Regions from separate parts of the Mus musculus genome. Here all the other regions are linked to region 2. The links are chromatin contacts, found by Hi-C or POLR2A ChIA-PET in ENCODE. All regions are on one chromosome and are shown on one strand. The core of a region is the stretch at or near the end of the contact, and the rest is flanking DNA. Distances in the headings are between cores, read along the strand shown.

Region 1 (6,618 bases), core at 2,739-5,238, 33 kb before region 2:
CTGCACTCCAAAGGGGGGGTGGGGGGGAGACACCTTTTTTTGTGCCAAAAACTGTGGACATGCTGGTTCAGCAGCCTCAGGACCAAGCTGTTAATTTATTTTTTTCTTATTAACAAATCCAAATGACAAGTTGTGGGCCTCCAGGGTGGCCTGGGCCCAAAGGTTATGAAGGAAGGTTTCCTAGCAGCCCTTGGCCTGCTGTGCAAAGATGCTACACCACCTTCATTTGTTCTTCATTCCATGGGGTTTATCTGCCTTCACCAACCCCACATGGAAGGGCCAAGCCTGGGTCAGGTGCACGCTGCCACCCTCCTTCCCCTCCCTCCCACTTGCCCAGCTCTGTGTCTGAATTGTGGAATGTGCAGAAGAACCTGCAGCCATAGTTATTGACTATATCTTGACTGAGGGCTTGCAGTGCAAAGCCAGGCCAGTGCATTACTTACAATAAAAGGGATCATTTATATCAGAAGGGTCCTGTGACCATGCTTTCGGTTAAAGGTGGTGGTGGGAATTTTTACAGGGATGGGTTGGGTACAATGCCTAACACCCAAGTTGAGGCCTCTTAAATAGAACTTGAAATGGCTGCCAAAAGCAGCCTGTGATAACTTGGCCAAGGTGGCCCCTCTCCTTCCCTTTTATCCCAGCGCGTCACTGGGACAGCACTGGTTGTCCATCTGAGCCGAATCCATCAATAGCTGAGTTCCTAGGACCATTCATGGCATTTTGTAGTCTTCCTGGCCGAGGGGTTTCCCTTGGTCCCTTACAGAACATCAGTCAGAGGCAAGGTCTCACTATGTAGCTCTGCTGTCCTGGAACTCACTACATAGAACAGGCTGATCTTGAATGCACAGAGACCCACCTGCCTCTGCCTCCTGAGTGCTGGTATTAAAAGCATGTGCTGCCACGTCCAGCCCAGCCACTGTTTCTTTACTGCAGCAAGAGACCATCCTTGTCCCATAAATCCAAGGCTTTGTCGTGCCTGCTTCCCAGATGCCCACCTGAAGGAAGTCTACAGTGATTCACCCATTAGCAAGACCAGAGGCCGGGCTGCCTAGCAGCCTTTGACCTCTTGCTTACCGATTCATCTGTCCCATAGGCAGTTTGCAGAAGCCAGGAAAATAGGGCTTGGGGCGAGACAACTCAGACTTCCACTGAGGGAGCATCTTCACACTTGCCTTGTGCTTCTGCTGTGTGATGTCGTCCCTCAGTGTGCATGAACTCTGAGGAGCGCAAAGTTTGCCCCTGGAGGTCCTGGCACAGTAGCTGTGACATCCCACTTCATACAAGAGGCTCCAGGAAGATGACAGTCATGAGGAGAGAAGGTGGAAGACGTTGTACTGGCAGCACTTGATAGGCTATGGATTCCTACCATTCTTTGCAGATTTCTAGGGTAAAGGACTAGGAGGAAATTGGACAGCTGGAATCAGCTAGCAGAAAGGCAGACACTAAGGTCTTGGCCAAGTCAGAAAGGTTCTCTTCTGTACTCAAGTGTAGTGAATTAACCTCTGAAGAACCGAAGCCAGGCATGGATGACACAGGCCTTTTTAATCCCAGCACTTTGGAAGCAGAGGCAGGCAGATCTCTGTGTTCTAGGCCAATCAGAGCTACAGTGAGACCCTGTCTCAAAAACCCAAAACATTTGTGTGGTTGCAAGCCAGTGTGCCTGGCTACTCTGGGACGAGGATACACAGTGGGATTTCAGGTTTGACAGCTTAACACCCCAAGGTGGCACAGACCACCAGCCCCTTTAAGGCCAGGAGTATTGTGGGCTGTCCTCCATTCCCCTCGCTATGAGGAGTCTGCTGCATGCCTGCCACAAAGCATCCCCATCAGGCCACACAAGAGAGTCAAGAGCTGTTTAAATGTTTTTAAAAGAGGGTTGATCACAACAGAACAGCACAACAGATGGAGGAGCATAGCTACTGCCGACCCTGTCAGCTGAGGCTCTAGCAAGAGCTTTAGCTTTGTGGTGCAAGGGACCCCCAGACCCTGAAGGCTGCAGGCTGTCTTGCCTCTTCCCCAGCCCTCCCCCCTCAGCGAGGTGGCATCTATGAGGCCCAGTAGATGGCACTCTCCCTCTTCCAGTCTCTGTGGCTCATTACCAGGCTAAGGGGCAGAGGTAGATGGGGAGACAAGGGGGTACACAAGGCCCAGGTGGCAGTGAGGGAGCTTGGGACCCTGAGGAGGGCATGCTGACTCCTTGCTGGAGAAAAGGCACCTAAGTAGGGAAGCTGGGCTTGTGGGCCTCCCAGGGAGCCGTGGGGTGAGATGAGGTGGACTAAAGGACACAGTATGGTGAAAATTCCAATTCTGGTTCCCAACGCCAACCTCCCATGGGAAAAGTAAGGAATCCTGGAGCAGAGCCTTATGCCTGAAACCTGTGTGAGGGAGCCTCATCCTCTCCCACCCCGCGCCCCCGGGTTAATCTCCTTTCCACTGCCCAGCGGGAGGCCATGTGCTGGGAGGGAATGGGTGTTAAAGGGGTCTCAGGCCGTCTTGGTGCCTGAGTCCACCTCCTTGTGGGCCCAGAGCTCCTTGTGCTGTTTACGACCAAACCCTTCATCGTAGTTGCCTTTACTCTTAAACAGCTGCTGAAAGTGAGGTCTGCAGTAAAATTCACCGTGCATTGCAGCATAACTGCCCAGGCTGTGGAAGCAGAGAACATCTGGGTCAGTCTGGGGCAGGGCGGGAAGGTAGGGTAAGGGTGGGCAAGTAGGTGGGCAGGCCGGGACAGGGCAGGAGCGCACCTGAGTTTGGTGTGGCAGTGTTTGCAACAGAAACAAGAGTTGTGGAAAATGAGCTTGTCTGCCACCAGCCGCTCCATCGGGTACACAGTCTTCTGGCAGGCTGCACAGGTCTCCTTCACCTGAGCCCGCAAGCTAAAGGACTGTGGAGTAGGAGCAGAGTACACTTAGCAAGAAGCCGGGTTAGCGCCGACCCTTTCCTCTGCCCACACCCACCCTTAGGACCCTACCTTAGACCGCTGTACCGTGCTGCTGCCACTGCTGCCTTTGGCTTCCTGGGGGAAGAGGAAGAGTCAGAGGGGTCAGCTCTCCGGTGGCCCAGCCCACATCCCAGGGGCACTCGAGGTGGCACAAGGTGCCAAGCAAACAAGCTGCTCTTGTCCCCTTGACTCCTCCCCACCTGGCTGGACACCTACATGAGAGGGGGTGGCCTGGGCGGCTCCGGCAGCTTGGAACATGGCTCTTCAGAGGTGCTTGGTGGCCCTGGAGGAGATGCCGAGCCAAGAGGGTTCTGCAAGGGGAAGTCAGTCAGTGGGGCCCCATGAGCCCTCCCCCACTCTGCAGGCTGGGGTGTTTTTAGGCAGGGGGTTGGGGGGCTGCGGTTGGGACTTTCCCTAAGTCATTTCCTGTTGCTCTGGGTCTTGCCACTTCCGCCCCTCACCCACCCCCAACAGCCTACCCGCCCCTCATACAGCCCCCAAGGGTTAGGGGGTCCCTGAGTGGAAACATATGTGGAGACAGAACAAAGTTAGCGAGAGTGGCCGGGGACAGGGGCTCCACGGTCTTTGCCTGTGGGAAGCACAGGCAGAGACCCCGCCTGGGATGAAGGGAGGTCAGCAGAGGTCTGGGCAGGGTACCGCCAGACCCGCGCGCCCCCTCACCGGGCTTAGACGTCCAGCCCCTAGACAGTGCTGGGCCCGACCTCCTGCCTGGCCAGGCTGCGCTGCCTCCCGCGCCCGCTCTTCGGGACCCCAGACCCCGAAACCCCACCCCACCACGAGCCGGCCCTACGGGACCGACGCGAGCCTCGGGATCCCCGCGAGCGCAACGCGCGAACCGCCAGGCGGCGTCGGCCCCGCAACGCTCCGCGCCCCTCCCCCCGGCCGCCGTGGGTCTCACCGGGCCCGGCCTGCGCCGCGGGGCGGGGGTCGGTCGCTGCGGGACCGCCTCGGGTGCAAGTGGCGCGGGCGCGAGCTGCCGCCGCTGCCAGTGGTCCCCGAGCGGCAGCCGCCGCCTCACCGCGGCGCCGCCCCCGCCGGCCCCCGCCCCGCGCCCGCCCATTGGCTCCGCGCGCCCGGGGCCGCCTCCGGGAGAAGCCGCCGCCGACCCCCCTCTGTGCTTTGTCTTTCCCTTGCTCGCCGTCCCCCCGCCTTTGTCTGCCCCCACATCGCTTTCACAGCCCGCGCTCTCCCGCCTCCCGGAGCCAACCTCCTCTGCCGCTCGTGGAGAAGGGACGACGGCGGGGACCGAATCGCAGATCTCGGGAGGAGACGAGTTCAGCCTGCGATCGACACGCAAGGCTCTTCCGGCGCGGACCTTCAGAAATGGCCTGGGCCTTTACTGCCTCGGTTTACCCGTTAGCCGTTGTGAACGCAGTCCCATTAGCTCCGCCCCCTTCTTGCGCTCTTAAGACCCAGTAGTTTGAGGCACCCCACTGTGGGGACTCGGGAGGCAGGTCCACTGGCAGCCACGGAGTCCTACAGAGGAAGATGGAGGCGGCTCGTAGTCCCTCCGTATACCCCGATGTTAGGCCAAGGGAGCCGGCGGTGGGCCCATGTCACTACTGAAGGGGTGTGACAGATCCGCTATCCGAGAACTGCAGCCTTGTGGTTTCCGAAATCACCAGCCCCCTTAAGCTCGACATCCTAAATGGTTTCTGTGACCAGATTTTGTGGGATTAGTAACCTCGGGCCTTGCCATGGCCCAGGTCAAGCCCCTATCTGAAAGGACCCACTTCCTTGCATCAAGCACACCTTGTTCCACCGAAGGGAGCAGAGAGCCATTTAGGCTGGAGTTGTTTAGAGAACAAAGTGCAACAAGAGCTGCTTTTGCCGCTCCGCCCCAGCCCACTGCACAGCAGGTTGAGGGGAAGGACTCTAGGCAGCAGCATCTAGGGCACAGACTTCTGCTGAGGGCTTTGCCTGAAGCCCAGCTGGAGACTGTCTTCACACAGCCCTCGGCGACATATTTCCACACCCCTGTAACAGGAATAAAACTGGTGGCTCTAGCGCAGGCCCACGCGTGTCAGGGAACAGAACAACTTACCGCCTCCTGCCTGGCAGGGGAACAGGGAGGCAGCAGGCAGCATCACCCATCCCCACCCGCGCCCCACTGTGGTGCTAATGCACCCACGCTGAGCTTCGCTTTTCTCCCTCAGCCTCAGGTCGATGTTTGCCTGCACTGAGGCTCAGCCTGGACTTCGTAATGGGTGTTCCTCCACAACTAGGGGTGACTCTTCCTAGGAAAAATTATCCACACCTATCATCAGATTCTCCAAGGGAGCTGTTTTGTACAAGAAGGGTGAAGCCCTTAGGGACACCAGGCAGCTGCTCCGGGGCACTGATTGGCAGCCCGCCCTGCTGGGACCATCTGTGGGCAGAGCTGGAGAAAGCTACCACAGTCAGCAGTTAGCTAGGAGGAGGAAGGATCGAAAGCAGCTAACTGTGGGCCCACGCCAGCGTTCTGAGTTCGAAGCCACCCAGGGCTACAAGTCATATCCTGGTACACACGGACACACACACAAAAAATTTTTTTAAGTATCTGAGAAAAAGTTGGGCAGGGGCTAGAAGCGCTGGAGTGTCACATGAGCTTCTGTCACATGCCATTTCAGGTCCCCTAGCCTACCTCCAGTAGGAAAATTTTTTTAAAGTTTCTTTAAATGTTCTGTAGTTGTTAGACAAGATCTCTAGCCCAGGCGGGACTCAAACCAGCTATGTAGCAAAGGGTGATGTTCAATCCCATCCTCTCGCCTCTACCCCCAAGTGCTAGGTTTATAAAGTACTCTGAGCCATGCCCAGTAGAGAGAGTCCTGAGGAGCTGGGGAGCAAAACATGGCGCTTGCCAGGCGGTGGTGGCACACGCCTTTAATCCCAACACTGGGGAGGCAGAGGCAGGCGGATTTCTGAGTTCGAAGCCAGCCTAGTCTACAGAGTGAGTTCCAGGACAGCCAGGGCTACACAGAGAAACCCTGTCTGGGGGGTGGGGGGGACACACGACATGGCACTTCACGTCTGCTGTGTGAGTACTCTGCCAACCAAGCTGGACTCCCAGCCTCAACTGTAAAACTTCCTAAGAAAACATAAAGTTTCCTTGGGGAGCATTTGATGGTCTGAGAATTCTCAGAAAAAAGGGGCATAAGACCTCAGCCAGAGGTGAGGGCCTCACCCAGGGGACTGGCAAGGTGGAAAATGCTGAGCTGGGGTTGTACACGTGGGCATGCACAGGAACAAGGTCAGAACAGGTCCCCTTGCTCCTCATCCCTGGCTGCCAGCCAGGACGACAGGTTCTTGGGTTACACTTGCTGGGTATTAGTACCAACCATAAGGAGACAAACATCAGGTTACAAGACAAAATCTTCCACCCCTTGCTGCCCAGAGGTGGGCTTGGCTAGTTGCCAGCACTGGTACCCTTTCTGATAATTTTGCCAAGGCAAAATCTAATACTAGGGCTGGCAAGATGGCTCAGTGGTTAAGAGCACTGACTGCTCTTCCGAAGGTTCTGAGTTCAAACCCCAGCAACCACACCCGTAATGAGATCTAACGCCCTGTTCTGGTGCGTCTGAAGTCAGCTACCGTGCACTTATGTATAATAATAAATAAATCTTTGGGTCAGAGCAAGCAGGGACTGAGCGAGGGGAGTTTACCAAAGTGAGAGG
Region 2 (6,079 bases), core at 3,430-5,929:
ATGAGAAAGAGCCAGAAGATTAGAACACATTGCCAAAGTTAGTAAGAGGCCAAGCAAAGCAATGCAGTCAGAAGCCAAAAAAGCCAGTTTGAATCAGTATGGATAGGCGTTTTGAGCCAGAACAGCTGGGTTGACCAGCCATCCAGAGTTCAGAAAGAGCTAGAAAGGGTGAGCTTGTTCAGCAGTAAGTCTCAGAGGCTGAAAACATTCTGGACCTAGATTAGATTACATGGAGGCTAGAAGCTTCCAGGACTAGGCCTAGGTTAGCAGAGGGAGGCAGTGAGCCTTGGCAACAGCAATTACATCAGATGAAGAAAAGACACTTTAACACCTTCTACTCTGTGTCACATTAAGATCACTAGGCTGCTTCAAATGTTCTTAGAATACAAAACTACAGTGGAAGGATGAAGCAGATGGATATGTCATTCAAAACATGAATCCATTTTTATCAACATTTAACACCACAATACATTGGTAAAGCAATATTCATAGTTGACAGGTAACAAAAATAGCCTTATAATTTACTGACTTGTGGTGCTAAAGATCCAGCACAGGGCCTTAGAGATAACTAGACAAGTGCTCTACCACTGAGGTACACCCCATCCGACATCCCGCTTTATTATTTACAAGCAACGGTTACTTAGTTTTAAAACTCCTAGTACTTGAGAGGACCGGGAGTCCTCAGAAGTAAGAATGAGGAGCTCAGTTGTAGCTAGTGTGAGTAAATGCTACATACGCTGCACAAACTGAGAAATCGACTTTAGGGTGGGCCCATATTTATATTACAAGTATAGACTAGGAATAGCTGAGCTGTGTGGTATTTGCCCAGCATGCCCAAGGCCCTAAGTTTAATCCCCAGTATAGAAAAAATTATTTTTAGTTTTATTTTTCTTTACCTGAAAGAGTAGCTATGATGTTTATACATTAAACCTGGAAAAGGGCACTTCTAACTTATCTTAAAACCCCAGAGTAGGGGCTGGTGAGATGGCTCAGTGGGTAAGAGCACTTCCGAAGGTCCAGAGTTCAAATCCCAGCAACCACATGGTGGTTCACAACCACCCGTAATGAGATCTGACTCCCTCTTCTGGAGTGTCTGAAGACAGCTATAGTGTACTTACATATAATAATAAATAAATCTTAAAAAAACAACCCCAGAGTATATGTTAGTGTCAGGCCTTGAAAGAGAACCAGGCAGCCTTCACCATCCTCAAGTGTGTACATCCTTTTAACCGGGCCCTGGTACCTGACACACACAAATGCTACCTTAACTGGCTATGGAAGTGGGATGCCCACCAATAAACAGGACAGGGAAACAGACAAGGAGTGAGCAACTCCTTATAGAACTCAGCAAAAGCACAGCTGAGAGGTAGGAAGCCTTGGAGTATCAAAGGTGACTTAAAGAAACAGGAAATTCCAAGCCAAAGAGCGTAACTATTATCAAGTATCTGCTCTGTCTTGTGCAAAGGTGTATCACCAACTTCCACAACAGTGCATGCCACACACGAGTCACTCGGTAACACTAAACTGCCTGACCGTGAAACATTAGCCCTTTGACCATTCTCTAAGTGTGTGAGGACCAGGCATGCTAGCACATGGCTGTACTAGCAGGGAGAGGAAAAGCACGGGAGGCTTTGAACAGAAAGATGACACACAATGGCAGTCCAAGCACTGTGTCTTACATCTTGTGCCCACAAACCACTTACAGATCTTGTGAAAACGCAGCCTGTAGTTTGGAAGGTCTGGGGTGGGCTGGGGAACTCTAACGCACTCCCTGGAAACGACAATGCCGTTGCCATGTGGACTGTGCTATTAACTAATATTTGAGAAACCTTGTTTGGAAGAACAGTCCAAGAAATGTCAATCTAGGAAGGAATGGAGACAGGGAGGGGTAAAAATAGCCTAGAGAAAAGCAAGCTGTTTAGAAAACCCCTTTCCTGGAGTCTGTGGCAGTAGGAACACCAGGAACAGATAAGTGGCTAAGAATGAACTATGAAATAATAAATAATTATATCTTTAAAATATTAAAAAAAAAAAAAAAAGAATGAACTATGAAGCATGTACAGCCCAGCCCAGCCCAGGCTATCTAGTTCATTCTTTACCCTTGGAACTCTTTGCTTTAAGACAGGGTCTCCTACACACAAAGCCACTACGTAGCTGACAGTGATCTTGAACTTGATTCTGCCTCCATGCTCCTCATTGCTAGGATTACAGGCCTGCACCACCAAGTATGGCTGGGGACTATCTTTTACAAACTCTCCTAGATATGTGGTTGTGTAGTCCCTGACTGAAAACTGCAGAGACTTAATACCTTATCTGAGAGCCCATTCTACAGCTGATGTGTGTTTGTGTTTTTGAGTGTTCGGAAAATGATTAATATGCCACGGAGCCAATGCCAGAAAAGGAAAAGTTTGGAGGTAGAAGTGGCTTTAGTGGAGGGGTAGATTAAAATATTTATTCATTTAATGTATAAGAGTGTATAGTGGCTGGGCGTGGTGGTGCATGCCTTTCATCCCAGCACTCCGGAGGCAGAGGCAGGTGGATTTCTGAGTTCGAGGCCAGCCTGGTCTACAAAGTGAGTTCCAGGACAGCCAGGGCTATACAGAGAAACCCTGTCAAGGAACAACAACAAAAAAAGTGTATACTGAAGGCTTGCAGGAGGGGTGCACATCAGATGTCTTCCTCTGTTGATCTCTGCCAAGTTCAAGTTTAATGAAGGTTGACTAATGTTGAGGATTCTATCTTCCAAGAAGCAGGGATAGCAATTTGTGAGAAAAGTAGTACTTGATGTTTAAAAGGAGGTTAGAGATGGCTTGGTGGATTTAAAGATCACCAGCTAAGGCTGTAAAAGTGGCAGAAATCCACAGCTGAGAATGATAGCTCATGTGTGGATTCTCAGCCCTCAGTAGACAGAGACAGGAGGATCAGGAATTCAACATCACACTTGGCTACAGTCTCTTTTGAAAAAAAGAAGAGACAGAGTGTAGTCTATAGACTCCACTTCCCTTTTTGTCCCCAGTCTATTGTTGACACTCAGTACCCTCTATTACAGCAGCGCTCCCACTAACCACCTACATTCCTCACCTTAGCTTTTTCCCCTCAAGGCAAGGTTTCTCTGTGTAGCCTTGGCTGTCCAGGAACTCACTCTGTAGATGAGGCTGGCCTCGAACTCACAGAGATCCGCCTGCCTCTGCCTCCCGAGTGCTGGGATTAAAGGCATATACCATCATGCCTGGCTCTCACATTAACTATTACACTTACCAATGTGTGTATATGTATGTATATATGTGTATATATATGTATGTGCTTGTGTGTGTATGTATGTATATATTTATGTGTGTACCTGTTTCTATGCTTGGTGAAGCTAAAGGACATTGTGTATTCTACTCTATCACTCTGGACACAGGCTGACAGCCAGCAAGCTCTGGTGTTTCTCTTGTCACAGGCTCATGGCCACACATGGCTCTCTACATGAGTTCTGGAGACGGCAGCATATCTTCCTATCTACAGAGACACCTCTCCAACCACCCAACCATACTATCGCCTCATTATCTCTCCCACTACAACAGGTACCGATAGGAGAATTCACTTGTTCTGACAGACTTTTTTTTCTTCTATTTTTACCGCTGGTCCTCCAAACTTTATGTCGGAGGTCACAACTATAAACCCAGCCAAAAAATCTTCTAAGAAACCTAATTAAAGGGTGAAGAGAGTTGACCAGTTTCCGTACTATAACTAATGGTTAAACTATTAAGTTCCTGCACTACGGCAGAAGCAAGTTAGCAATTTTCTTTTTGGTAGTGTGGAGAATGGAAAGCAAGTCCGCACTGATGTTAATCAAGAACTCAGGCGCTGAGCCACGCCCACAGTCTCAAATTTGGTTAATCAACCCTCAAGGATCTGAGTCAGTCTCAGGTGTTGGGTACCTCCGGATAAGGTTATCAACTATCATGAAGACCCATCCAAACACTGGAACATAGTTCTACTTCAACGGGTATTTCAGTAAGACCGAGTCCAACCGTCTGGGAGAAAGGGGTCAAATTGAAGTACCTTAGGGTCTTAGCAGAAGACTGAGTTGAGAAGTTATCTATTTCCTAAAATTATGAACAATTTTATTTAGCCACTCCCCTTCTGTCATGCTCACTCTCCGCCACCATACTCGGTCCCCAAAACTGCTGGGACACTTAAGACAACACATTTAGAAACTCTTCGTTTTGACCAAAGCAGAGAATAGCTCTGATCTTGCTTCCGTATGAGAACTCAACCCCATTTGGAAGCCCCGGAAAAGGTGGGGAGGCCATGCGGTAGCTAGCCTCTCCGGTCCGGCAACTCTGCTCAGCATCTCCCCAGCCAGGCCCAAGCCTAATTTTGCTCTCAGGCTGTAACCTCAATGCGGGAACCCAGAACCCAGGTTAAATGAGGGCCAGAGGAGGGCGAGGGTGAGCCGGGATGGCCACTTGAGGCTCACCCCCGAGGACACGGACTCGGAGTCTGGCAAGAGGGATTATCCCTGGGAGCGCACCAGGCGGCTCCGCCACCGGGTACCTGGTCTAGGAGTCAGAGCGCAGTACCGACTCCGTCTCGGCTCCGCCTCCTCAGTTTTGTAGCCGCGCTGCCGCCAGGCCGGTTGCTGGGAGGGAGGTACGCAACGTGACATGCGCAGTGGAGGGACCCAGGGAGACTGGCCGAGCCTCGCCCCTCCCCTTCACGGAACAAGCCCCTCCTACTCCCGCCCCACGGAGGAAGTCCCGCCCCTCCCCTACGGAGAAGCCCTGCTTTGCCCCACCCAAGAAGGGAGCTCCGCCTCTTGCCTCCAGCAGAGGAAGTCCTGCCTTGCCCGGTTCTCAGAAGATGCTCCGCCTTACCCCCTGCCCACTAAGGACTCTGCTTCGTCTCGCCTCGCTTCACCCCACCCATCCCAGTGGAGGAAGCTCCGCTTTTCCCCAGAGAGAGCTTCTGCTTCCATCCCACGTTACCGTTACCGGACATGCTAGACCCGCAGTCGCTTCGTCAGGGAGAGAGTTATTAACTAGTCTTTTTTCCCCTTTGCTGAGGTCGTTCCTTATCTAGGACGAAGGCAGGTTTCCCCACGTATGTGGAAGCGAAAGACCTTGTCATTGTTGCAGTTCCAAAGGACCCTAGAGTCTCCCTCGAGTCTCTGTACCCCTCCTAACCCAGCAGCAAGAAAAGGGGCAAGGGCTAACTATAGCTATTGACTTGGCTACCAGGGGTATTCCCACCCCTCATCCCACACTCTGCGGTTCCCAAATCCCAGGTGCCATTTCACCTGGTAGGACTCCAATTGAAAAACAAGTCTTTCTTGGGTCAGTCTCAGGCAATAGAACAACAAAGAGGAAACTTACCCTTTGTGCCCAAAGTTCCTTCTCCTTAAAGCACAGAAAATAGCTCAACTAAACGAGAGCTATGGTTTGTTTTTTGTTGGGGTTTTTTTTTTTTTTTTTTTTGTCCCTAAGTGCTTCATAACTATTTTTTGGTAGTGAGGTATTTTTGAGATAGTGTCGCATGTAGTCTGGACTGGCCTTCAGATCAGCTTCCCTCTGCCTCTGCTGGGATGGGATTAAAGACTTGGTGGTATGTCCTCTATTAGCAGAAACCTGTGATGAGTTTGCCTTTATGAAAAAAGACAGCAGGGGCCAAACCATATAGGACTAATAAAATGAGGACTCCGTTTTATCATGAAGTGATTTTTAGTCACTTCAGTTACTGTGGAGTGAGGGCCCAATACATCTGTGTACATACTGTCAAGTAATGAATACTTGTTTTTTTTCCTGTCTCAGATTTATACCAGTCGACTAACTTCCAAGAATTTTAAGTTTGGCCACATCATACAGGAACTTGGAAACGCACACTACCCTCACCTGAAGATCTCAATGTTTTACACACAGCTGTAACCTTGCCTAGTGCGTTTAACATGCCAAATTTGTTCTCAGTCTCACCACATTTCATCATCAAACAAACATCACGAACTCACAAAAAGCAAGGGGACTGGAGGAAAATGCAGTTTCTGCCAGTTCACATGGTCTTTGGAATCCAGAATATTAGGGAAAGCAATACCTGAAAA
Region 3 (6,229 bases), core at 2,981-5,480, 63 kb after region 2:
TAACACAGGCATTACAACTTCATCTCCTGTCATGTGAACTCTTGGTCTTAACTCTAGTTTATAGAGCTTCCTGATGTCATCATATTAGAGGTGTTTCATTTGAGCATTCTGGAGTCTCGGGTACTCCTTTTCTCCTCTAGTATTTATAGGTAAACACAACAACCAAACCCCACGATCACTCAATATATTTAACTCGATGCTTCCCCCGACCTCTGAGCCCTCAAACCGATGGCCCAGCTCTCCCTTACCTGCTGGCCACGGATGGTTCGCAGGGAGAACATGCCTGTCTCCCCCTCATCTGCAATAGAAACCCCAGGCAGATCCATCTTCAGCTCGACACGCTCCCGCTGCTTCCTCTGCTCACGAAGCAACTTCTTCTTCTTCCTGATCAGATGTTGAGGGATTTAACCTGCTTGTCTCCAAAACTTGAGTGTCCTTTACCCTTTTCATATACTCCTCCTCAGACCCCTCACCTCTTGAGTTCTGCCACTTCTTGGGCTTTCATCTCTGCCAGAGTCCGATTAAGCTGTTCTTCCTCTCTCTCTTCTTCTTCCTCTGGCGCCTGCTTTGTCTCAGCTACTGCCTCTTCTTCATCACCTTCTTCTTCTTCTTCTGAGCTGAGGCTGGCAAACCAGTCGAAAGGTGTGTTTATTTTCCCAGACACTTGATCCCACACCCAACCCTCCCTAACCCTGGCTACCTCCTCCTTACCTGATGTCCAATGCCTTTGCTTGCTCTTTCAGCTTCTTAGCCACATATCGCCGAAGCTTTGTTCTCCAATTCAGAAGAGACCTGCCCAAGAAATACTATTACTGACTAATCTACCCCCATCTTTGTCCCTGTCTCTTCCTTAAAAGCCCACACTCCAGATTTCAGGGTTTAGCCATAAACAACAAAATCCTGGTCCCCAGAGTCCAACATCATGTTGCCCTTACACCTGTGTACCTAAGTTCCTTTCGCCCCAGCACTTTGATGTCCTGACAGCATACTCTAATGTCTTCAGTTGTAGCTGGATGCTGTGCCAACTCTTCATCATCTATTGAGATCTGTTTGTGAGGGAAGGGAATGGGATGTTGTTCTGGCCATGTTTTCAGGCCTCCCGGAGACTCTCACTCTGGGAACTCACTTCGCTGGCCTTGGAGAGGAAGTCAACAGGATTGGCAGCTCGCAAGAAGTCCGTAACTGAGGTTCGGTGATAAAGAGTAAGGTCACCTTCGGCATAGCCTTCAGCCTTAGGAAGAGAAATAAAGATAATTACTAGACAGTCGCTTCTTAGATAATCAAGTTCTCCCAGTTTCAGAATCCATTTCTTACAACAGTAACAACAAAACCACCTTTGGCTTCTTCTTTGTCACCAACTCAGTAACAGTTTTAGCCTGAACTTCAACCTCCTTAAAGGCAAACTTGGGATCAAAGAATTTAGCATCAACCTTGTCCGGAGCCAGGAATCCTAAAAGGAGAAGATAGATTAAATAAAAGTTTGCTTTCATAATTAGGTTGTGTCAAGAGGAAGGAATAACGTCTCACCTTGACAGACTACAAAGATTTCTGCAGATTCATGGCGAGAGGCTTGGGGCTTCGTGGCCTGGACACGGTGGAACAGCTGCTGGAAGATCCACAGCAAGGGCTGATAGTCTCGGGAACGAAAGACTTTTGTGATGAAACAACCACCACGGGCCAAAAAATCACAAGCCAAACGCAGAGCCATCAGAGTTAGGTGAGCTGTAGGACGGAAACAGTCAGGGAACCTCTGCAGCCTTTCGATGTGCTACCTCCACCCTCACCTCCAAGCCCACATTCCCTGTACCTTGGGAGTAAGCGTCATGGACCCAACTAGCCCCCACATTGGGAGCCCCATCATTGAGCACAACATCAACTTTCCAGGTCTTCAGCTCCTTCCTCAGGGCCTAATGAAAGTAAAGGGGTTCTAGCAATGGAAACACAGTAACTGCTAAGAACAGAACTCTGGTTCAGTCATCTGTCTAGTCATGCACTGAGCGCCCACCAGTGCCAACATCCTGCACCAGGTACTAGGGATGCAACAGCAACAAAAAATATACATCTTCCCCAAGCTTAGAATTAGTTCCCTGGAAAGAATTTTTCTGAAGATAGATCTCTCATCCTTCCACCAATTCACAGTACTATCCCTGCCAGGCACGGTGGCACTCGACTGCAATCCCAGAGGCAGAGGGAGAGAGACTGCAAGATCAAGGCCAAACTAGGCTATGTACTCAGCTCCACATCAGTGTGGGCTACACAGTTAGAAGCTATCCTAAAGTACACAGCAAGACTCTATCTCAGGGAAAAACAAAAACACTTGATTGTAAATAAAGATGGAAATGTACACAAGGATTGTCAGTCTTTTTGGCCACGTGCTTGAAACCATGGTAAATTGGGAAGTGTTTCATTCACTCTTCAGAGGCAATGACAGCCAGGCACTAGTGGCACACCCCTTTAATCCCAGCACTTGGGAGGCAGAGGCAGGCAGATTTCTGAGTTCAAGGCCAGCCTGGTCTACAGAGTGAGTTCCAGGACAGCCAGGGCTACACAGAGAAACCCTGTCTCGAAAGACCACACACACTAAATAAATAAATAAGTAGGCAATGACACCAGCACATAAAGAGGAAAGAAAAGAAGGAGAGGTCTTATTACCTGCCTACAGCGTTCTGTTGTGATATCCTCCTGGAGAGTCACCACATTGGGGAGAGGCTTGATTGGAACGAGGTCCACTCCTAAAAGATGTTAACTCAGTATTACAGGGTGGAGGAAGATGTAGGACAAAATTAGTACCTAACCCACCCCTCCCCCTCAAATACCCAAGAGTCACCCACCTACAATAAGACTGGATACAGGCATAAACTTGGCAGCCACCTGCAGCCTGTGAAAGAGACAGATTTAAATACCTTTCATCCTCCCTTGGCAAGGTGACTTCTCATCCCCTTAAGAGGCACCTGTTAAGTGTAGTGGCCAAATGTCTATGCATACATTCAAGAAGCAACCTGCTGGGCATGGCAACACAGGGCTGCATTACCAGCCACTAAGGAGGGCAAGAGATTAAGACCAAAAGTTCAAGGCCATCCTTGGCAATTTTTCAGCGTCCCTGTCTCAAAATAAAGCAATTGGAGATATAACTCGGTGGTGGAGGGGCTGCCTAGCATGAGTTAAGTCCTTAGCATGAGTTAAGTCCTTAGGTTCAGTACCACAAGAGGGGGAAAATGACGCTCCCTTCCAAAATTTGAGAGAGACACATACTATGGAATATTTAATCTGAATTGTGTAATCGGATTCCCATCCTCCCCGAAAAGCAACTCAAAGCCAACCAGTGCCAGGAACGTGTCATCATAGCAGCCCCTGCCAAACGTTACCATCCGCCAGGCGCAGCACACAGGTCCAACAAGGCCCGGGCTTTCTGCAGGAACTGAAAGCGGCGATTGAGCTGGATCAGTTTGAAGGCAGAGCGCGAACGATAACCTGGATCGTGGAGAGTGGGTGTATAAGGCAATACCGTCTACGGAGGCCTTTCCCAGGAGGAAAGCCTCACAATCCCATAACCCCCTCGAAGGAAAAGGAACTCGGGACTAGAAGAAGCGAAAAGACGGGGATGTTGTTCCTCAGCGCGAACCCACTCACCAGTCTCCTTGGCCAAGTGATAGAACTTGTCCCGCCGGCTCTTGCCTACTTTGCCTTTCTTGCCCATGGCGGGATGGGGGAGTATCACTCACTCTGGGGAGAAAGAAAAAGGTGAGATCGTCTTTCCGAGCACTGGATCTCGCTTCGGTTCCTCAGGCGGTGGAGCAATCACTTACCCAGACGTTAGATAGCCCTTAACTCCGCAGGTTTTCAACTCTTAGGAAGCAGCACATGTAGGCAGTAATCGTACTTCCGCTTCTGCGCGCGTTTCCTACATTCCTGGCGTCATGATTTCCGCCATTTTGAGTGTGGCCAAAATTTTTTTGTCAGCAGGCCTTACAAGTTAAAAGTAGAGGCTAGGAAGTAGAGTGCAATAACTCGTATCCTAAACGCTAGGAAGCATCAACCAGAAGTTCTATATCTCTTCACAAAACTAGTGACCTCCAGTAGAGCCTCTACTAATACAGCCACTGTGTTTGTATCGCCACACACCCCGCCCATTGACCCGGAACTGTTCTCGGTGGTGACCCAGGGCGCATGCTTTCGCCTCCGCGCCTGCGCGATAGAGTGACTTGGATGCCGGCGATCCCTGCCGAGAGAGGGAAGATGGCGCTTGATGGGCCAGAGCAGGTAAGGATTCTGCCGCGGCGGCTGGGCGGCATCCAAGCTGAGTGTGGAGTGCACAAAATCTGAAGTGAGGGGTGGCCACGAGCGAGAGGGTCCAGTGGATCAGGGGTGGGTGGATCACGTCAGACCGGACTCTGCCTGGGACTGGATCTGCTGTGTCAGCGCCGCCCTGAGGAAAGCAGGACAGGGGTGGGTGGAAACTGAATGAAGCTGGCAAGCCGGAATGGCCTGGGCTTCGACCTGGACTTGGTCCCTCTGTTCTGCCTTTGTCTGTAGTAGTTAAACCCTGGGGATGTGTAGCTCTAGCCACAGGGCAGTGCGCTCGGTGGGTATATGGCCCCTTGAGACTCCTAAAAGTCCTCGAAGGTAGGCGGTAATTGCATCCTTGTAGTGGATTCAGAAATGAAGGCTTAGAACCAAGAACTAAGCCTCCGAAGTTCAAACACACAGACCTCGCCCATCGAGATACCAGTTTCTGAGGAAAAGGGAATGGTATTTTCCTGACCTTGTTTCTTAAGCTATATGGTAGAGTGCCTCGAAAATACTTTGGCTTTACCCTTTAGTACTTTATGCCTTTTCTTTTTCTTTTCTTTTCTTTTCTTCTTTTTTTTTTTTAACACTTACACTTGTCTTCAGATGGAACTGGAAGAGGGGAAGGCAGGCAGTGGACTCCGTCAATATTATCTGTCCAAGATTGAAGAACTCCAGGTGAGTACAGACAGCAAAGGGAGCTAGTGGAGGACGGGAGCTGGTAGGTGCAGATTTCTCTGTGTCCTTTTTCCACTGGGAGTGCAGCAAAGAGTTCTTTTCCAATGTTGTTCGTTTGCAGCTCTTTGCTTGTCTGTTTCTTATGTGTATATGTATATATGCCTGCGTAAGCTTATGTGTATCACATATATACAGATGTCTGTGCAAGTCAGAAGAGGGCAGTGGATCCCCTGAAACTTGAGTTACGTACAAATAGTTATGAGCTACTACAGGTGCTGAGAACTAAACCCAGGCCCTCTGCAAAAGCAGTAAGAAACCCTCTTGACTGCTGAGCCATCTCTCCAGCTCCTTTGTAGTCAGGAGGTACCAAGCTGTGTAAGGTAGATTGATAATCTCTTTGATGGGAATAGTGTTTAGTTAGGATTTTTTGTTTGTGTGCTTGCTTGCTTGCTTTTCCAGGTTTTTCGTTTTATGTGTTTGGGTGTTTTGCTTGCATCCAATGTCTGTGCCCTACATTTGCCTGTGAAGGCCAGAAGACAGTGTAGGATGCCCTAGAAGTGGAGTTATAGAAAGTTGTGAGCGGCCATGTGGGTGCTGGGAATCGAACCCAGGTTCTCTAGAGGAGCGGCTGGCTCATTTATCCACCTCTCCGGGCCCAAGAGTCAAATATTACACCTGTAAGGTTGCCACTCCAGAGCCGAGGCAGGAGCAGTGTTTTGAGTTTGAAGCCAGTCTGGATTACGTACAGCCCTGTCTGGAAAACAAAACCACCTACAGAGGAACCACTGGCCAAAGGTGGGAGTGGGAGCGAGAATGGGTTTGGGAGGGAAGCCGCAGAGAGAATGCCTGAACCTCAGGCACATTTGCAGTTCTTCCGTTTAGTTTACTTTTTCTTCTTTAGACAAATGTCTCACCATGTACCCGCAACTGACCCACAACTCCCCATGTAGACCAGGCTGGACTCAGTCTCAGAATTCGCCTGCCTCCCAGGTGCTGGGATAAAAGCATGAGCCTCCACACCCAGTATGGTTTTTATCCCTTTTTAATGCTTCTCTATGTGATTTCATCCCTCCTGGGTCTGAAATGAAGCAGGAGAGTGGATGCTGTTGTCTGTCTTCTGTTGTCTTGCCTTTGTCTTATTTTTGTTTATTTAATGGATTTGTTAAAATAGAATCTCATTGTATAGCCCAGACTGGTCTGACACTCTCCAGCTCCCAGCCTCAGCCTCATTAGGGTTGGAATTACGAGCCTGTGTCATCATGCC
Region 4 (6,323 bases), core at 912-3,411, 59 kb before region 2:
GCTCTTAACTGTGGAGCATTTCTCTAGCCGCTGTCATGTTGAATTTTAAATGCCTTTGAGACAGTCGGACGCGTGGGTCTTGAGGCTGGCGATGTAGCTCAGTTGGTAAGTGCATGCCTCATAAACCTGAAACTTGACTTGTAGCACAGCAGATATTACAGGACTGCAGCTCAGAGAGAAGAAAGACAAAGCTAGAAGTAGTATAAAGAGTGGGGGAGTGTTGAGGATAAAGGGTTACAATTGACACTTTTATCCACAAGTGTCTAGGTGCTTACTATAAGCTGGTCCAGTGTAAAGCTTTCTAGAGGTAAAGGGACATGGGAAGAGACCAAGAGTCAAAAGCTGAAGGACTAAGAAAAACACTAGTGGAAGAAATGGAGTCAGTGGAGAAGTCAAAGTTAGTAAGTTTTAGCAATTCAGCCTCCTGCCTGGTTCTTCTTAGTCACACCTGTGAGTAGTTGAAAACTACAACCTGAGGGAGACTCAGCTCTCATTGCAGCATGTGTACAGCTGGAGGAGTACAAAGGACCCCAGTGCAGTTATAGAAATCTTTACTGAGAAATTTCCTCATACTGGGTTGAAAGTCTGCCTTTTCTCAGTTTACCAATTTATCCTTATAAGGTTGCCTTAAGCAACTCAGATAACAGAGATTAAGTATTTTATATGACAGCTCTTGAAATATTTGAAATTGCTACTGTTAACCTTTTTTTCTATCATAACAAATACACATTGAATTCCATCATTTTCAAGCCAGATAATCTGTTAAATTAGTTTGTGCTAAAAACAATAACAACAACAACAACAGCAATAAAAACCCAGGCAGGTACAGTGAATCATGCCTATATATTCCCAGCATTCAGGACATTAACGTAGTATTGTAATTAGTTCTAGTCAAAAGCTACAGTGCGAGGATACTGTCTCAAAACCAACAAAAATCCGTGATCATGAATTTACCTCAAAGAATGAATAGCCTTGTGAAGAGATCATTAGAGAGACAGATGGAATTTCCCTATATGAGTCTATCCTTTATATCTTTGCCTATGGAAATTCAAGCACTGTTCCTCCATAATTTGCTGGGTGGTGCCCTGAAACTACATAGTCAAATCACAACTAATGTATTTATAGAAGGTACATTCTAATCCCTTTGTCCTAGTGTATCTTAAGAGCCTTTGCCTCTGTTACACCGTCTTCCCTCCCACCCCCAGTACAGGGGGTTGAACTCAAGACTCTAGCCATACTTATCAGCGCTCTACCTGAGCTATACCTTTCTTGCTTTTCCACTTTAATCCCATGGTCAGCAGGCCAGACTGCAACCCTGAAGATCAGTGGAGGCAATTGATCTTTTGAAGGTGTTTGGTGAAAGCTAGTGGCTTAAGGGGTGGGGTGGGGTGGTATTATACATACATATATATATATATATATATATATACACACACACACACACACAGCCTCTATCATCATACACATATACAGTATACCATATATATGATCAGAATATTTTAGAGATCTCAGCAAATGAGAGGAATAAGCTTCTAAAGAGAGGGAAGACAAATAGACCACAGATATGTGAACTTCAGCAGGAGGTGCTTTGTGGAATCTAGGACAGTAATGCCGTGAAAAGGAGAAAAATATCTACCTCCAAGTAGAGGGTGAGTTCAGATGAAGGGAAAAAGGGAAAAGCTGGAATCTTATTATAGCAATAGCTGGTAGCAGAAAGTCAAAACACTGCATAGTATAAACTTCCAGTCCCGGGACAAGAAACCATGATGGTTGAGGTGGTTTCTGCTATTACACATTGAGAAAATAAAATGGTCTCCTTCCTTCACTCCAGAGGTTCTTTTCTCCTCACAGTAAATTCTGTGATACTACGTAAGATTATAAAGTGTATGATGATAATACCTGCTTAAAAACTGAAACATAGGTTGCTGCTAGTGTCTGTGGGATAGAAAGGTTGAGAAGTATTTTTGTACAGCCTTATCCCCCATGTTAGCAGTTCAAGAAATGTTGCTTCCAGTTTTCTATTGAAGAAGAAGAAAAAAGATTAGATTACTGTCCTATCTCATCTGTCCCCTAAAAGAGAAAAGGATTTAGAATATCTCTTTGTACTTGCAGTGACCTGCACATTAACACTGACCCAAAGCCCTAGAACTCCCTGTGGAGGCAGCTTCCTGATTGCATCAGCTTCCTGATGAGGGTTCTCTGAGGAGAGTGAGAGGCTGCATTTCAGCCTCAGTCAGAATACAAACAGTTTCTGCTCGGCTTCTCTGGGTTAAAGAAACTAGCAGAGTGACATAATCTGGGACGAATTGTAACAGCTCATGCTTAAACCCTGGACTTCTCTTTCCATTTAGAATGCCTTCAGAGGAAGCTCTTCAGATAGGCTTCGGCGATGCTGCCTGGGCCTCTTGATGTGGCTAGAGCAGCACAGCCAGCCTGGAGTATCAGTAAAGGCTGTCCCCTGGGAGTCCCCCTCCCATCCCTTGCCATCCCTCCCACCAGCGTGCCCTCAAAGACTGTGGAGTCAGTTGTGCTTTGATAGTAGAGCTCTGCACCTTCTGGAGCTCTCCTGGGCATTGCTAGTAAATATGCTCAGCAGCATCATGGCCTGTCCGTCTCTCACTTGTTCTCAACGGTTGATGTGCCTCTCATTGACTCAGTTTTTGAAATGAAGATAAAAACAAAACTGAAAATACCCTGGAGCAGTCATGCTGCCTCCTGCTGTTTCCATTTGCTTCCTCTGATAGTCACTGGTCTGGGGAGACTTCCCTTTCCTGCTCCAGGCAGTGGGCCTGTGCACAATAGCCCCTGGCATGTCGCCCATCAGATAGCAAGGCTGGTTTTTTGTAGGCCACAGTGTGGATTGGAAAAAGTGAAAGTCTCTGGCTGGAAATAAAAGCTCAGAAAACCTTTGCTCTTACCCCACCCCCACCCCAGGCCCTCCAGGGTCTGCGGCAGTGGCCTTGTATACTAGATTGATCCCAACTGCCAAAGCCAGGGGGAATCAATCCCCTACTACTACTAATATCAATATCAAATATCACCAACAAGAAAGAGGGTTTTTTGTTTTTCTAATTAATCACTTATAAGAGACTTTTAAGTTTTGTTCTAGGTAAAATTATAGTCTCTTCTTATTCTAGAGCATCTTGGGTTCAAATGCTAGAAAAGAACCATTGTAATTTCTTTCAGAAAGAAGAGATTTAATATAGAATTCTGGATTATGGAACTAGTGAAAGTGAAAGAAGCAGACACACAGGAGGCAGGAGTCATCTTAGCATTTCTTTAGTCTTGCCTGTCCTGGAACTCACTCTGTAGACCAGGCTGACCTTGAACTGACAGAGATCCACCTGCCTCTGCCTCCTGAGTGCAGGGATTAAAGGTGTGCGCCATCACTGCCTGGCATCTTAGCTGATTTTATTGCTCTGTGAGTTGAGTTCACGGCAGAATATCCCTAAATTTATACTCAGAGCAGCTTTAGTTTCTATAGAGCTTTAAAATACCTAGATAAATTGTCTCCTGCAGGCTGCTGAGATCATTTCAATACCATGGCTCAGGTACTGACTTACTTCAGAACTGGTAGCTTTCACTCTGTGATGGAGTGGTTGAGACAGGAAGTACACAAAATTCTTTGCCTATTTTCAATACAATATTATAGCTTTATGTCAGCCCTCTATGTCCTTGGGTTGATGCTATTGGGCTTCTGGAGTTGCAAGGATAGTTTATTGAATATACACTCTAGGGGATATAGCTTAGACCTCAGAAGCTGAAAGCTACTACCTCTAACATTTCTTAGGGCCAGCTTATAAAGGCTAACACTGCAAAATCCACAGTGAGCTCATACACGGGTGCAGGAAGTGCTCCCTGCTGGTCAGCCCGGACTCAAGCTATTTTAGACAAAACCGTTCATATGAACTTTATGACGGGCCCTAAGTGAAGCTCATGGTTGTAGAATTTCTTGGTGTGTATGTTTAATAATCTATTCCTGTCTGACTGAGATTGGTCTTTGTGTGGTTTGTGGGGTGACTCCTGAGCCCCAACAGATGCCTCCAAGAATCAATGGAAGTGTTCTCGGTGGTAATTCATCAAATATCTTCAGTAAAACCAAAAGAGCCATGTTGTGGAGCAACTGACTTCGTGTGGAAGAAGGAAGAACGCAGTCTCTTGAACCTGAGAATCATTTAATCTCTTTAGAAGCTGTCCTTTAATCACTGAATGTGAGACTCCTGTCATCCCAGCACTCAGGAGATGGAAGCAAGAGGACGTGTTCAATTCTGGCCTACAGTATATGGCCCTATCAAAAGCAAACGAAAAACAAAAGCTGTTTTTCCCTAGGCATGGTGGTAGGATGCCTTTAATCCTAGGGCTCAAGAGACAGGAGCAGGTTTATCTCTGAGTTCAAGGCCACCCTGGTCTTTCAGGCCAGCCAGAATTATATAGTGAAACCCTGTCTCAAAACAGAACAACAGCAAAAACCCATCGTTTTCCCAGCAGTTGCCTATTGCACTTTTTTCCCAGTATTTTTCTTCCTTCTGTTGCTCCTCCTTAGCCTCCCTGACTCAGAAAGTTTTGTTGAGGTCCATTTGTTTATGCTCAATATATTTTCTCTGGGTTTTAAAAGCATCTCAGCCAGACTCTTCAGCAGTCCTTACAGTATAGATGGACCTGCCGTCTATCTGTCCTGCCGTCTATCTGTCCTGCCTGGAGTGCAGGCTGAGTGAGCTATGTACAAAATTAAAACAGTACGTATCCTAAATTTTCCTTCTGAAACTGGTTTCTGTTAGAAAAGAGTGAAGTTGGGATGGCTAGGCACACCTTCCAGAGTAGAATGAGTCAAGTTCTTCCCCACACCTCTAGCTACTAAACTTGTTCTCTTAGAATTATATCGTGAAACCCTGTCTCAAAACAGAACAACAGCAAAAAACCCATCGTTTTCCCAGCACCTTTGCCTGTTGAGCCATCTCATTGACCTTGTTAGTATTTTTCTTGAACTGTCTAAAGATTGTTTTGTTCTCAAGATGTTTCCACAGAACATCTTGCCCGCAGAGTTCTACCCCAGAAAACTCAATTTAATAGCCGTGAAATAATTTGTTAAGGGATGACACCTTGCCATTTCTGGTGTCTGGGGATTTCTGGGTTGTAGGAGAGAGATAGAGGGTATAAAAGAGAAAAGGATTCTTAGGTTTCTGGCTTTCTTCATGGTGGAATAAATATGTTCCCCCAAACAGGAATCTAGGGGAGCAACGTCGAAGGCCAGAAGACAACCTGGTAGCCTCAGTTCTCTCTTTAGACCCTGTAGGCTCTGATGATTGAACTCATTGTTGTGAGGCTTGGTGCAAGCTCCTTGTACCTTTGCCGGTTGAGCCATCTCATTGGCCTTGTTAGTATTTTTCTTGAACTGTCTAAAGATTGTTTTGTTCTCGAGTAACAAAATTACCTTGTAGGATGCCTGCCATTTAGCAGTTAAGCAGAGAGTGTTTGCCAAAGGTCTTTTGCAAATTGTTGAAAATCAAATGAAGTAATTACTATGAATGTCCAACAAAAAGGAAATTTGTAAATAAGGATAGCATAAGGTGACTCGCAGTAGTCAGGAAGTGTGGTAGTAAATGGTAAGGAGAGGCAGCCTCTGTCATTGCCCAGAATGCCCTCACTGAGGCTGGTTCTGCCTTAGCCTCTGGAGTGCTGGGATTTTAGGCATCTGCAACCAGCCTAGCTCAGAGTGTTGTCTTATCTGATACAGGTAAAAAAAAAAAAAAAAAAAAAAAACGGTTAGAGAAGGTACTTGGAGGAGCTGAGCCCCAAGACATATGCTCAGGTATATCCAGGTAATTTTTCCTGGACCCCAGCCTCAAAATGTTAAGGCCAAAGCTCAAAAGAACTCAGCTGCCAGGCGGTGCTTAATCCCAGCACTCGGGAGGCAGAGGCAGGCGGATTTCTGAGTTCGAGGCCAGCCTGGTCTACAAGTGAATTCCAGGACAGCCAGGGCTACACATCCTGTCTCGAAAAACAAAAAACAAAAAAAAAAAAGAAAAAAAAAAGAGAAAGAAAGAAAGAAGGAAGGAAGGAAGGAAGGAAAGAAAGAAAGGAAAGAAAGAAAGGAAGGAAGGAAGGAAGGAAGGAAGGAAGGAAGGAAGGAAGGAAGGAAGAAAGAAAGAAAGAAAGAAAGAAAGAAAGAAAGAAAGAAAGAAAGAAAGAAAGAAAGAAAGAAAGAACTCAGCTGATAAACCAATGTACGGGACCTTTTATTTATACTTCTTCTCATAGTTTCAGTCACTACCAGTGAACTATTTAGAATTTATGTTTGTTTTATTCATGGTGTCTTATATCTC

Evidence for each region. A loop is a pair of places that touch in the nucleus more often than their neighbours do. ChIA-PET counts read pairs that join two places held with the same protein, here RNA polymerase II (POLR2A).
Region 1: a loop to region 2 is called in a map of left cerebral cortex, with 8 times the contacts of the local background. The contact joins the promoter of Limd2 here to the promoter of Strada in region 2. A Hi-C loop is called at or near these places in 10 of 37 maps with a recorded cell type or tissue (T-helper 17 cell, adrenal gland, gastrocnemius and 2 more). POLR2A ChIA-PET finds 5 or more read pairs at or near these places in 4 of 5 experiments (Patski and embryonic stem cell).
Region 3: POLR2A ChIA-PET joins it to region 2 with 17 read pairs in Patski. The contact joins the promoter of Psmc5 here to the promoter of Strada in region 2. A Hi-C loop is called at or near these places in 6 of 37 maps with a recorded cell type or tissue (adrenal gland, gastrocnemius and left cerebral cortex). POLR2A ChIA-PET finds 5 or more read pairs at or near these places in 3 of 5 experiments (Patski and embryonic stem cell).
Region 4: POLR2A ChIA-PET joins it to region 2 with 13 read pairs in embryonic stem cell. The contact joins the enhancer-like site here to the promoter of Strada in region 2. POLR2A ChIA-PET finds 5 or more read pairs at or near these places in 3 of 5 experiments (Patski and embryonic stem cell).

What each region holds. Positions count from the first base shown.
Region 1 is chr11:106,156,188-106,162,805 of GRCm38, forward strand. It overlaps Limd2 (LIM domain containing 2), which reads right to left and starts at 3,989. Exons shown (of 5, transcript NM_172397.4): 1 at 3,864-3,989; 2 at 3,161-3,255; 3 at 2,975-3,019; 4 at 2,748-2,887; 5 at 67-2,646. The coding sequence starts at 3,202. The coding sequence ends at 2,487. Gm10840 reads left to right here and starts at 3,201. Exons shown (of 2, transcript XM_030246469.1): 1 at 3,201-3,271; 2 at 3,573-4,972. The coding sequence starts at 3,201. The coding sequence ends at 4,374. It overlaps Map3k3 (mitogen-activated protein kinase kinase kinase 3), which reads left to right. Exons shown (of 16, transcript NM_011947.4): 16 at 1-469.
Region 2 is chr11:106,188,924-106,195,002 of GRCm38, forward strand. Strada (STE20-related kinase adaptor alpha) reads right to left here and starts at 4,680. Exons shown (of 13, transcript NM_001252448.1): 1 at 4,543-4,680.
Region 3 is chr11:106,251,955-106,258,183 of GRCm38, forward strand. Psmc5 (protease (prosome, macropain) 26S subunit, ATPase 5) reads left to right here and starts at 4,231. Exons shown (of 11, transcript NM_008950.1): 1 at 4,231-4,260; 2 at 4,894-4,965. The coding sequence starts at 4,237. It overlaps Ftsj3 (FtsJ RNA methyltransferase homolog 3 (E. coli)), which reads right to left and starts at 4,130. Exons shown (of 21, transcript NM_025310.3): 1 at 3,807-4,130; 2 at 3,631-3,723; 3 at 3,366-3,471; 4 at 2,832-2,878; 5 at 2,653-2,732; 6 at 1,808-1,907; 7 at 1,528-1,722; 8 at 1,335-1,450; 9 at 1,127-1,231; 10 at 946-1,046; 11 at 712-792; 12 at 474-623; 13 at 249-384. The coding sequence starts at 3,697.
Region 4 is chr11:106,132,595-106,138,917 of GRCm38, forward strand. The region is part of intron 6 of Map3k3 (mitogen-activated protein kinase kinase kinase 3); the gene reads left to right. Among named protein-coding and RNA genes, the nearest start is that of Gm10840, 24 kb to the right of the region's middle. Within about 2 kb of position 2,162, at least 3 of the 3 ENCODE cell types and tissues checked have a DNase peak (open chromatin) inside an H3K27ac peak, as active enhancers do.